2 separate regions of the Homo sapiens genome follow, and region 1 is linked to region 2. Evidence: read pairs that join two places in POLR2A ChIA-PET (ENCODE). Cell type or tissue: Caco-2. All regions are shown on one strand. Each heading gives the region's core, and the rest is flanking DNA. Links, peaks and the distances in the headings are about the cores only.

Region 1 (4,890 bases), core at 645-4,644, 620 kb before region 2:
TTCGGTTTCATTAATAAGTATGTCATAACATTTTTAAAAAAGCAAACGTACAATAATTCTCAAACTGATTTGTATGTCCTTAACCTGGTTCCAGCGCCTAAATTTTGATTCTTCCTCATCATTTTTGAGACTACCTCTGAGATATGATTTAAGAACTCCACTGTGAAGCCCACAGCAGGCGGGGAAAAAGCTCACAGAAAATTTCCTCATTCCTTCCAAGTAAGAAAAGTGACCATACATCCCTGCTTTACCGGGATAGACCTGGTTTCATACTTGCTGTAATTATAAACAGTGCCCTCTTGGCGGCTCAAATGCATCTCCATCTGGACAATAAATTGTATGTTCATTCTACAAATAAGCCTCATTTGTTTGGGATTTGGTCACATTTCCACATATTCTTCTCTGGATTTCCATGGCTATTTCTGGACTGGGCTCACTCGGTTTCTACTTTAATGAAATGTTTCCCTAGGAGACCGCAAGATGAAGTTGCTCCAAAGAATGTGGAGTTTGGAAAGATGCTGTCTGAAGCATGTAAGTCAAGGCCATACTGCTATTACCCAGAGATCCACAGAGGACCAAACCCCTAAGCTGGAAGGCCTTTTCCACAAACACAGGCCTCTGTGAAAAAGAACTCCTCAAACCCTCCCCACACCAGCCCTAACAGTGGAGAGGAGTAAATGCGCACCATCGAGGACGCCAGAGCAGCCCTCTGCTTCCATAAATTGACTTGGAAGTTGTATCCTAAAATTGCTGTGGATGTCTTAATCAGAAATGTATCCAAATTTCTTTCAATAAAATGTATTTTTGTTCCTCTTCCAAGTCTTAGGATAAAACAGATGACTGGGAAGGATGGGCCATGTTTATCCTGGGGCACTGTGATTTGAGAGGTGTGGACATAAAGGCCCATTTAGAGCAGCAACATCTCATTTACTGGGTACTGGGCAAAGTCAACATTTACTGCATGATCTTTCAGGGAAGAAAAAGCTAAACTCAATGTTTGGCAGTTATAAGAGGCCATTCAAAAAGTCTATCTGGTCATTGATTTTGCCAATTTGTTTACTTATAGCTTGAGACTTCTGCAAAATTTTTCTTCCCAACTACTTAAAAGACTGAACTCAGTTACGAGGTTTACACCCCAAGCAATTGAAACCTTTTTTCCCCTACAGAAAGTTTCAGAATAAATGCATGTGTTTACTCAATACTCACCATAACCTTGTCCTTCACATTTCTGACTTTACTGTCAAGCTCTTTCTGTTTGTCTAACATCACTGTGCTCTGAATATTCCCCGACTGAGCCTGTAATGGGAAGGGCATGATTATAGCCATCGTTTTCTTCAGGGTGTGTACTTGCTGGTTACACTCCAAAGTCAAGTCCCCACTTGCCTTCCAGATCTTCTGACATGTACTACAGGCTTCCTGCTTATGTGTCAATATGAAATTTTTCCCAAGGCCCTGGAAAATGCTGGCAAACTGTTAACAAGGTTACAAAAAAACTAGGCTCAATTCATGTCTAAAATAAACAGTATTTCTGGGAGTTTCCATTAATTCATACAGTTGCATGGTACCACGCTGGAATTTAGTTCACGGTTTCTCAGATACTATACACAAGATTACTCTCATTAACTCAGTCCTTATTTATCTTAAAGCTTTCTGATTCAAAGTGTGGTCCTCAGACCAGCAGCATCTCACCACCTAGGATCTTGTTGGAAAATCTCAAGGGCTAATATGATTAGGCAATCAGAAAACCCTATTTTAACACAATTCCGGGTGATCCAGAGGTATACTGAAATATGAAATCACTCCATTAAGGCCATCAATGAAAATCTGCTACTATAAAGTCAATAATGAATATAAACCCAGACTTGCCTGGGAGTATTCAGTCCTATTTTTGATAATCAGAACACTCAGAAGTGACAGGGTCTCTACTTGCTTCATACACCAGATGTACCCTGCACATACTAGGTACTAAGTAAATGTCAGGCAATGCTCTAGGCTCGGGTGTTAGAGTGGTAACCAGTGATCCCTGTTCTCATAGAGATTAAATTCTAGAAAGATGTTATTTTTTTAGAGTTAAATCCCCCACACAGCAAAAACTGTGCTTGTCAACCTTTCTTACACAGTGCCCTATACAGCACAGATTCTACGGGGGTGTTTTTATATGTGCAATTGTATCATCTTTTCTTCATGTCTGGAATTTTCCTTATATTAGAAAGCCTTTCCCTATTGACATTACATCATTCACTCATTTCCCTAGCACTTGCAAGGTTTCCTTTTTTTCTTTTTAACTTTTAGATCGCTGATATATTTGTTTATTCTCATGATCAGAGTGAAGTATGGGTCCACTTTTTGCTTTCACTTTTTTTCCAGTTAGCTTTCCATTTGTCTTAACAGCATTTACTGAAAAGTCCATTATTTTCCCCAGTGCTCTGAGCTGCCAACTTTATCACATGAATTTCCATATGCACACGGGTTTCCTTCTAGATTTTTCTCTTCTTTCCCATTGGCCTTTTTATTCATAAGCCTGAACCCTTGAAGGATGTTTGACTATAGAGGATTTATAGTCTGTCTAGTAGGGCCAGTCCCATTTCATTGCTCTACTTGTTCAGAAGTTGCCTCGCTACTCTTGCATGTTTATTTTTCATAAATTTCAGAACAAATTTGTGTAGCTCCAGAAAACAACTTGTTGGTATTTTTATTGGAATAACATTAAAATTACAAGTTAACTCAGGGAGAGCTAACATCTTTATGATGTTGTTTTTAATTCTTATGCTTCTAATGGTTTTCTCTTGTCTAATTGCATTGGCCAATACCACCAATACGATGCTAAATAGCAGTGGAAACACAGCATCCTTGCTGTGTTTCTGACTTACTGGAGTTTTCCCAGTTAGGTAAGATACTGTCTCTAGAATGGAGATATATATATTTTTTTGTGTTAAAGAGGTACCCATCAATTCCTATCTTATTCAATGTTTTTATGAGGAATGAGTATTGAATTCTGTTAGATCTTTTCAGCTTCTGTGGAAGGAAGTAAATGCTTTTTTCTCCTTGTAGCTATTAATTTAGTGAATTGCATTAATAGGTTGCCCAGTCATGGACTACCCTTGTAACCTATAATAAATCATATTTGGTCATGTCCTTTCTTAATGTAGTATTTAATTCTGATCCCTAATATCTTATTGAGGACTTTTATATTGATACTCATAAGTAAAATTGGTCCATAATTTTTTGTTTTATCTTTATCAGGCATACGTCATCAAAGTTATTCTCTCTTCATAGGAAGTTTTCCTTCATGTTACATATTCTCCAACAGCAGAAGTTCAAAGCATGTGAATTGTATCAGCTGTAAAGTGTGTATTAGAAATACATGAATGTTACTGGTATCCTCTGTAAGTCCAAGGTGCCACATATCACTCAGTGACAAAAGGGGTTTCTCTGGGCGGTTGGAATAAGTTGTCACTTTGAGGAGTTCCATACAGCTTTCTGCCTGTGCAGGGAAATCTTTGCTGTTGTCTAATTCTGACATGGTTTGGATCTGTGTCCCCACCCAAATCTCATGAATTGTAATCCCCATTGTTGGAGGTGGGGCCTGGTGGAAGGTGACTGGATCACGGGGACAGTTTCTCATGAATAGTTTAGCACCATCCTCTTGGTACTATCCTTGTGATCACGAGTTCTCACAAGATCTGGTTAAGTGTGGAGCACCTCTCCCCTGCTTCCTCCTGCTCTGGCCATGTGATATGTGTGCTTCCCCTTCACCTGCTGCTATGACTGTAAGTTTCCTGAGGCCTCCCCAGAAACTGAGCAGATGCCAGCACCATGCTTCCTGTAACAGCCTGCAGAACCATAAGTCAATTAAACCTCTTTTCTTATAAATTACCCAGTCTCAGGTATTTCTTTATAGCCATGCAAGAACAGACTAATACAACTTCTAAGCCAGCAGGATGTGGGCACGGTGTCCTGTGGGCTTTGTAACAGCTGGGACACTACACCTAGAGAGAGGGACCAGGCCACTGGAGAATTCTGACTTCCCAGGCCTCCTCCCAAATGACCAAGGCTCGGTTTAGAGAACAGGGATATAAACAATGGCTGTAAAACAGCAGCTACATCCCCAGCTTCTACATCCCCTTTCTACTGACTTGCTGGGAGATGCTTGGTGGAAAAACCTGGTGACTGTGGCAGGGCCTAAGAAATCTCCTGCTTCCAACTTGGGCAGTAGTCCCTCCAAGTCACTCAAACCCTTGGTGCTCTCTTACCCCTTCCACTCATCCCTCCCTGCTTCCCTCCACCCTGCCCCCATCTGCTAAGCAGATGCTTGGCTGCTCCTGTACACTTTAGTACTGATACCACTTTCACAGTGAGTCCTTAACTTTTTAACTTTCTAAGAAACCAGGAGTACTGAAACCACGGGAATTTCAAACACTGAAGTTGGAAGGGACTTCGGCTGTCATTGACTCTTACTTTCTCGTTTCACTACTGTACCTCTAGAGACCTTGTTTGGATGGGAACTTGGTTACTCCAGACCCCAGAGCAAAGAAAAGTCTTCTGCTCAGGAAGGGGGTCCTTTCCAATGGAGTGAGCAGTTGTCCAAGTAAGGGAATAGGCACTCCATGGGTGTGAGAAGTTCCAGCCAGAAAGCCCTCATATCCCATCCCACAGATTAGAAAACTGAAAAGTGACTTCTCCAGTGAACTAGTTTTAGAGTTGGACAATACTGGGTTTAAATTCCAAACCTACTTCTCATTAGCTCTGTGGCTCTGAGTGAAGTACCTGACCTCTAAACCTTAGTTTTCTCATCTTTAAAATGGGGATAAGAATACCTAACTTCAGTGATAGTTTCGAAAGTATTTACTCAAATGAAATAATGTTTATAAAGTGCTTAGCACAGGGCCT
Region 2 (4,890 bases), core at 519-4,518:
AAGGGACCTCTCTGTAGATTTCCCAGGCCCTGAAGCTCCCTCCTTGATGGTACTCAGGGTTACAAATCCTAAACACCTTAAGCGCTCTGAACTCTGATCTTTCTGTACTCAGTGAGACTGCAGATTCCTTCTGGGTTCCCCCTTCCAGTGCTGTTATTTTCTTACATATAGTTACTCCTCTGTGTTGGTTCCTATCTATACCGAACATAAATTTCTAACAGAAACTGTTTTGTTCTACTTAATGTCTTCCTTGTTAAACACAGTACCATATTAACACATATGCAGATCATCATCGTGCCATTAACAAAAGCTATATCTCAATGGCCACAAGATTTCTAGTTGAAACAAATCTTAAATGATCTATCTGATCTTAGTCCAATTGTAAGCTTTCCTAGTTGTAAACATGTACCTTTGAGGGTCATACTCTACTTTTAAGGTAGCCCATTTCACTGTTGGACAGCAATAATTATCAGAAAATGTACTTCATAATGAGCTAAAATATAATTCCTTATCACATGGACTTTTCAGTTCTTATTAAATTTATGTTTAACCTAAATCTAGAGGACCTTTTCTTACCAATTGCTGTTAACCCTTGTTGTGCATTATTGATTCAGTCTGTGAATGTCTTGAGTGTCTTCTCTGTGCCAGGCTCTGTGCTGAGTTTGGGCTTGTGGAGGTGAGAAAAGGGAGGTAATGAATGGGCCTCATGCATCTTTCAGCTTGGTGGGTTATTTAGAGAGAAATCTAAGCATGCAAATATGTGTAAAAGTTACAATGTGGTATGTGCCCTGAAGAAGCATAGTGTGATGACACTAGGTATAGGAAGATTTGTCCTAGTCAGGGAAGTTAGGGAAGACATTCTTGAGGAGCTAATGATTTGAGATCTGAAAGCAAAGTAGGAGATAATCAGACAAAATAAAGATGAGAGATTTTTAGGAAGAGGGGTCAGCCTGAATGAAGGTACTGGGGTGAAAGAGAGCAACTGTTTTTTAAATCTAAATGTAGGACTTTCAGATAACCCTGTTAAATACTCACTCAATGAATACACTCAATCTCAGAAATATCACTCTATCACCGAAAACATGTTTCTGATATTTTTGGTGTACTTGTAGAAGCAGATTTAATTCCAATGTAAGAAAGCATTTTGCATTGCTCTTTGGAAAGGTATTATTGTCCCTACCTCAGGTTTTGTGGGGCCAGAAGCTTATACAGGGCCCCCACTCTGGGGGCCCTTTTAAAGAAAAAAATGTAAATGATACATACAAAATTTAGCACAGGGCCTGGAAGAAGGCCTTGGCAGTGAGAGGCACCAAATGAAACGTTTCATTAGGTTCAGGGTAAAAAATCTACCTACTGTCTTTAGAGATTTGGACAAAGGGTACATGACCATATGTTGGTGACGTAATGAAGAGATTTCATATTGTATAGAAATTTGGACTTGATAGACCTGTAAGTTTCCTCCAGATTCAAAGATTTTGTGTTTACTTAGCTTACATTTGAGAATGGAATAGGTCAAAGTTAGCCTCCTTGCATTCTTGGCCCCCTGCCCCTACTCAGCTAGTTTGTAGAATTAATTATCTGATGGCCAAACAATGATGGGGTGTTGGCTGGATGCGGTGGCTCACATCTGTAATCCCAGCACTTTGGGAGGCCGAGGCAGGTGAATCACTTGAGGTCAGGATTTCAAGACCAGCCTGACCAACATGGAGAAATCCCGTCTCTACTAAAAATACAAAATTAGCTGGGCATGGTGGTGCATTCCTGTAATACCAGCTACTTGGGAGGCTGAGGCAGGAGAATCGTTTGAATCCAGGAGGTGGAGGTTGCAGTGAGCCGAGATCATGCCATTGCACTCCAGCCTGGGCAACAAGAGCAAAATTCCATCTCAAAAAAAAAAGAAAAAGAAAAAAGATGTGGTGTTTGGGACTGTGTGGGTGTTGGGGATAGTAGGGCATATACTTTAGACTATGAAGTAAATGAATCCTAATGTTAAATGCCTGGCTTCCACCTCTAGTCAATTGTTTTGTTCTAGCACTCACATCTCAAGTCATAGAATGAGAGCTAAAATGTCTTATGAATCAAAGGCTGGGTTTGAGTCACATGCCAACCAATGTGTGCTCATGGAGAACACCTCAGTGACAGCCCAGAGACAGCACCTCCAGCCCACCCTTGACTATTCACCTCACACCCGACTCCTCTGTCCAGAGGAGGTTTGAGGAGAGGGGATGGATGTTGTAGTGCTATCCATCATCCCTGCTGTGTACATGCATTATGGTGCTTACATTGCACCACTGTGAGAAGGAAAAGAGTGCGTATTGTGAATGAGGACTTCCTACCCCACAACAAAAATAGAATCTTTGCAGCCAATTATGTGCTGAAGCATTATTATAAAACAGGAAGAATCCTAACAACAACAAAAGATTAAGAGCAGCACTATGTATGTATGAGTACTTCTGCATTCCCAGAGCAGTTGTCTGGACTGATTATAAAGCTCTTAGCAAACTTTAATTAGCGCTCACAGGTTGGTGAGTTACATGGCTAAAGTTCTTGCTAGTGTGGTCACCAGAGAAGTAAACTCAGGTGAGGTTAAATGGTCAATTCATGGACACCTGGCCATGCTCATCTGTGTTTGCTTTTCCAGTTTGTCAGGTTCTTTGGAATCTGACTTGTTAGCAGCTCTGCCAGGCCCCATCCCCTTGCTTGCAGGTGCTCACGTCTGAAGATAATGTGTTAATCATATCAGCTCATGAGCCTGGGGTTCAGCCACACCAAGTCTGGACCTGCTGGCTTTCTTTGGAGTCAATCTGCAAAGGACATCTCCGAGTCCAGGGATAACAGTCCTGGAGTCAGTAGATTGTGTCTGAGCTCACCTGCCAGGCATGATGTGGAAACAAGGACACTGCTTTTCAGTAGGCAATAATTGACTTCAAAGGGCTCCAAGTTGGTTTAAGATTTTTCTGCTTTAACATTTAGGAACAGTGGAAAAACATACTTTTGTTATTTGTGTATTCTTAGAAATGGCTAACACTTCTAAGAAGATGGGAAAATTTTAAGGCTATTAAGGAGACAAAAAATGAAATCCCCTTGAAGATACGTAAAGACCTAGCGCTTCTCTGTCCTGTGTGTCTCCCACCCCACCCAGGCTTATAGGGTATCTTTGGTTTGCGCCCCATGAAGACACATGTGAGTTCTATCTCAGGCAGGGGCTCTGGGATCAATGGTGGGCGAGTGAGTTTGTTTACCCTGGATTCAGCCTCTGCTCCTTAGGAATTTCTCAAACATTAAGTTTCCTTTAATATTATCCATTCATCAATATGCTGATACAAATCTACTTCAAATCTATATACATTTTTTTTTTTGGTCCAGCCAATAATTGAGAGAAGACTAGAATATTGACTATTACCTATTAGGCAAGGGTTGATTGTCTTTCATGTATCCTAAAGCAAGGCTTCAAACTTCACAAGTTTTCATCAGGCCTGGCACTCTGAGGTTTGGAGGAAACAGCACCTGTCTACCCAGACTTTATCTCATAATTTCCAAAACTGCAGTTCTGTTCCTTCTCTTTCTCCTGGTCCCTTCTGTCCTCATTTCTAAGTCCCTTCTTTCCCTTCAAATTTTCATTCTCTCTCTAGGCCTTTTCTTTTTATCTGATGTCTTTTTAAAATTATTCATATCGGGTTTTTACATAGTCATTCATCTTTCACTGTGGTTTTTGTTCAAGGATACTCTGATGATTTACTTTTATGCTTTATAAAAAATGTTTTGTGTATAAAAACTCACAATTTATGACTTTTTTTTGGTCTCAGCAGCTAATTGAACTGATAGATTTAGGAAAGAATTAACAACAATTCCTGGTGTTTTTCTTAACTTTTAACTAATAGCTCAGAATCCACCTTCCCATAGGAGAAACTTTTTTTTTTTTTGCTTAAATTCCTCATTATTCTTGTGTACATCAAAGCTCATTTCTCTGTCTCCTTGCAGGGTCCAGTCATCTCTTCCTTTCTCATCAGTGAGTTGGTGGCTCCACACCTAGAAAACCTTAAAGTTTGCAATAATACCAACAGGTTAAATAAAAGAGTTGTCCTGAGACATGGGCTTGGTGAGGGGAGCCTATGGGATAACTCTTACTTTTCTCTACTCCAGGCATAATCTCAGGACACTGCACCACAGGTGAAAGCTGCCTGGTTAGTGGATTAGTCAGCTCAGGCTGCCATAACAAAGCACCACAGACTGAGTGTCTTAAGCAACGAAAAATTATTTTCTCACAATCCTGGGAGATAGAAGTCCAAGATCAAAGTGTTAGCAGGGTCGGTTTCTTCTGTGGTCTTTCTCCTTGGCTTGTAGACCGCCATCTTCTTTCTGTGTCTTCACAGGGTCTTCCCTCTGTGCCAGTCTGTGTCCTAATCTCTTTTCATAAGGACACCAGTCCTATCAGATTAGGACCTACACTAATGACTCATTTTAACTTAACTACCTCTTTAAAGACCCTATCTCCAAATACAATCATATTCTGAGATACTGGGGATAGGGGGTTCAACATGTGAATTTTGAGGGGGACACAATTCAGCCCATAACAGTATATTAAAAACTCCTCATCTAGACACCATATTTCCAGCAACAACCAAGCTCCCAAGCACAGCTCTAGCCTACAAAGTCTGTGGAGAAGGTGGGTTATACAGTCCCATCAGGGTCAGAGGTTGCAGCTCCCTCTCTTATGTTACAGATTCTTCATAACAAATGTAAACAAGCTGCTTATCTGATTCTCCAAATAGCAGCAAACCAGTGTACAGAGTAATCACCAACCAGAAAAAGCTCAGCTGCAGGGGGCAGGCAGATGTGCCAACAGCAGCAGGAAGTGACTTCAGCATCGAACGGGCAGCAGACAAAACC

Evidence for each region. ChIA-PET counts read pairs that join two places held together with the same protein. Peaks named below come from ENCODE experiments on the same cell type or tissue, not always from the same donor. Only the 100,000 strongest peaks of a DNase experiment are listed, where the experiment ranks them.
Region 1: POLR2A ChIA-PET joins it to region 2 with 7 read pairs; 2 of 35 experiments call an interaction of 5 or more read pairs at or near these places.

What each region holds. Positions count from the first base shown.
Region 1 is chr2:190,999,868-191,004,757 of GRCh38, forward strand. It overlaps STAT1 (signal transducer and activator of transcription 1), which reads right to left. Exons shown (of 25, transcript NM_007315.4): 6 at 1,207-1,296. Among named protein-coding and RNA genes, the nearest start is that of STAT1, 12 kb to the right of the region's middle. In Caco-2, for the core only: no CTCF peak of the experiment used is centred there; no DNase peak of the experiment used is centred there.
Region 2 is chr2:191,620,448-191,625,337 of GRCh38, forward strand. The region is part of intron 1 of LOC124905959 (a long non-coding RNA gene); the gene reads left to right. Among named protein-coding and RNA genes, the nearest start is that of NABP1, 55 kb to the right of the region's middle. In Caco-2, for the core only: no CTCF peak of the experiment used is centred there; a DNase peak (open chromatin) is centred at 2,704.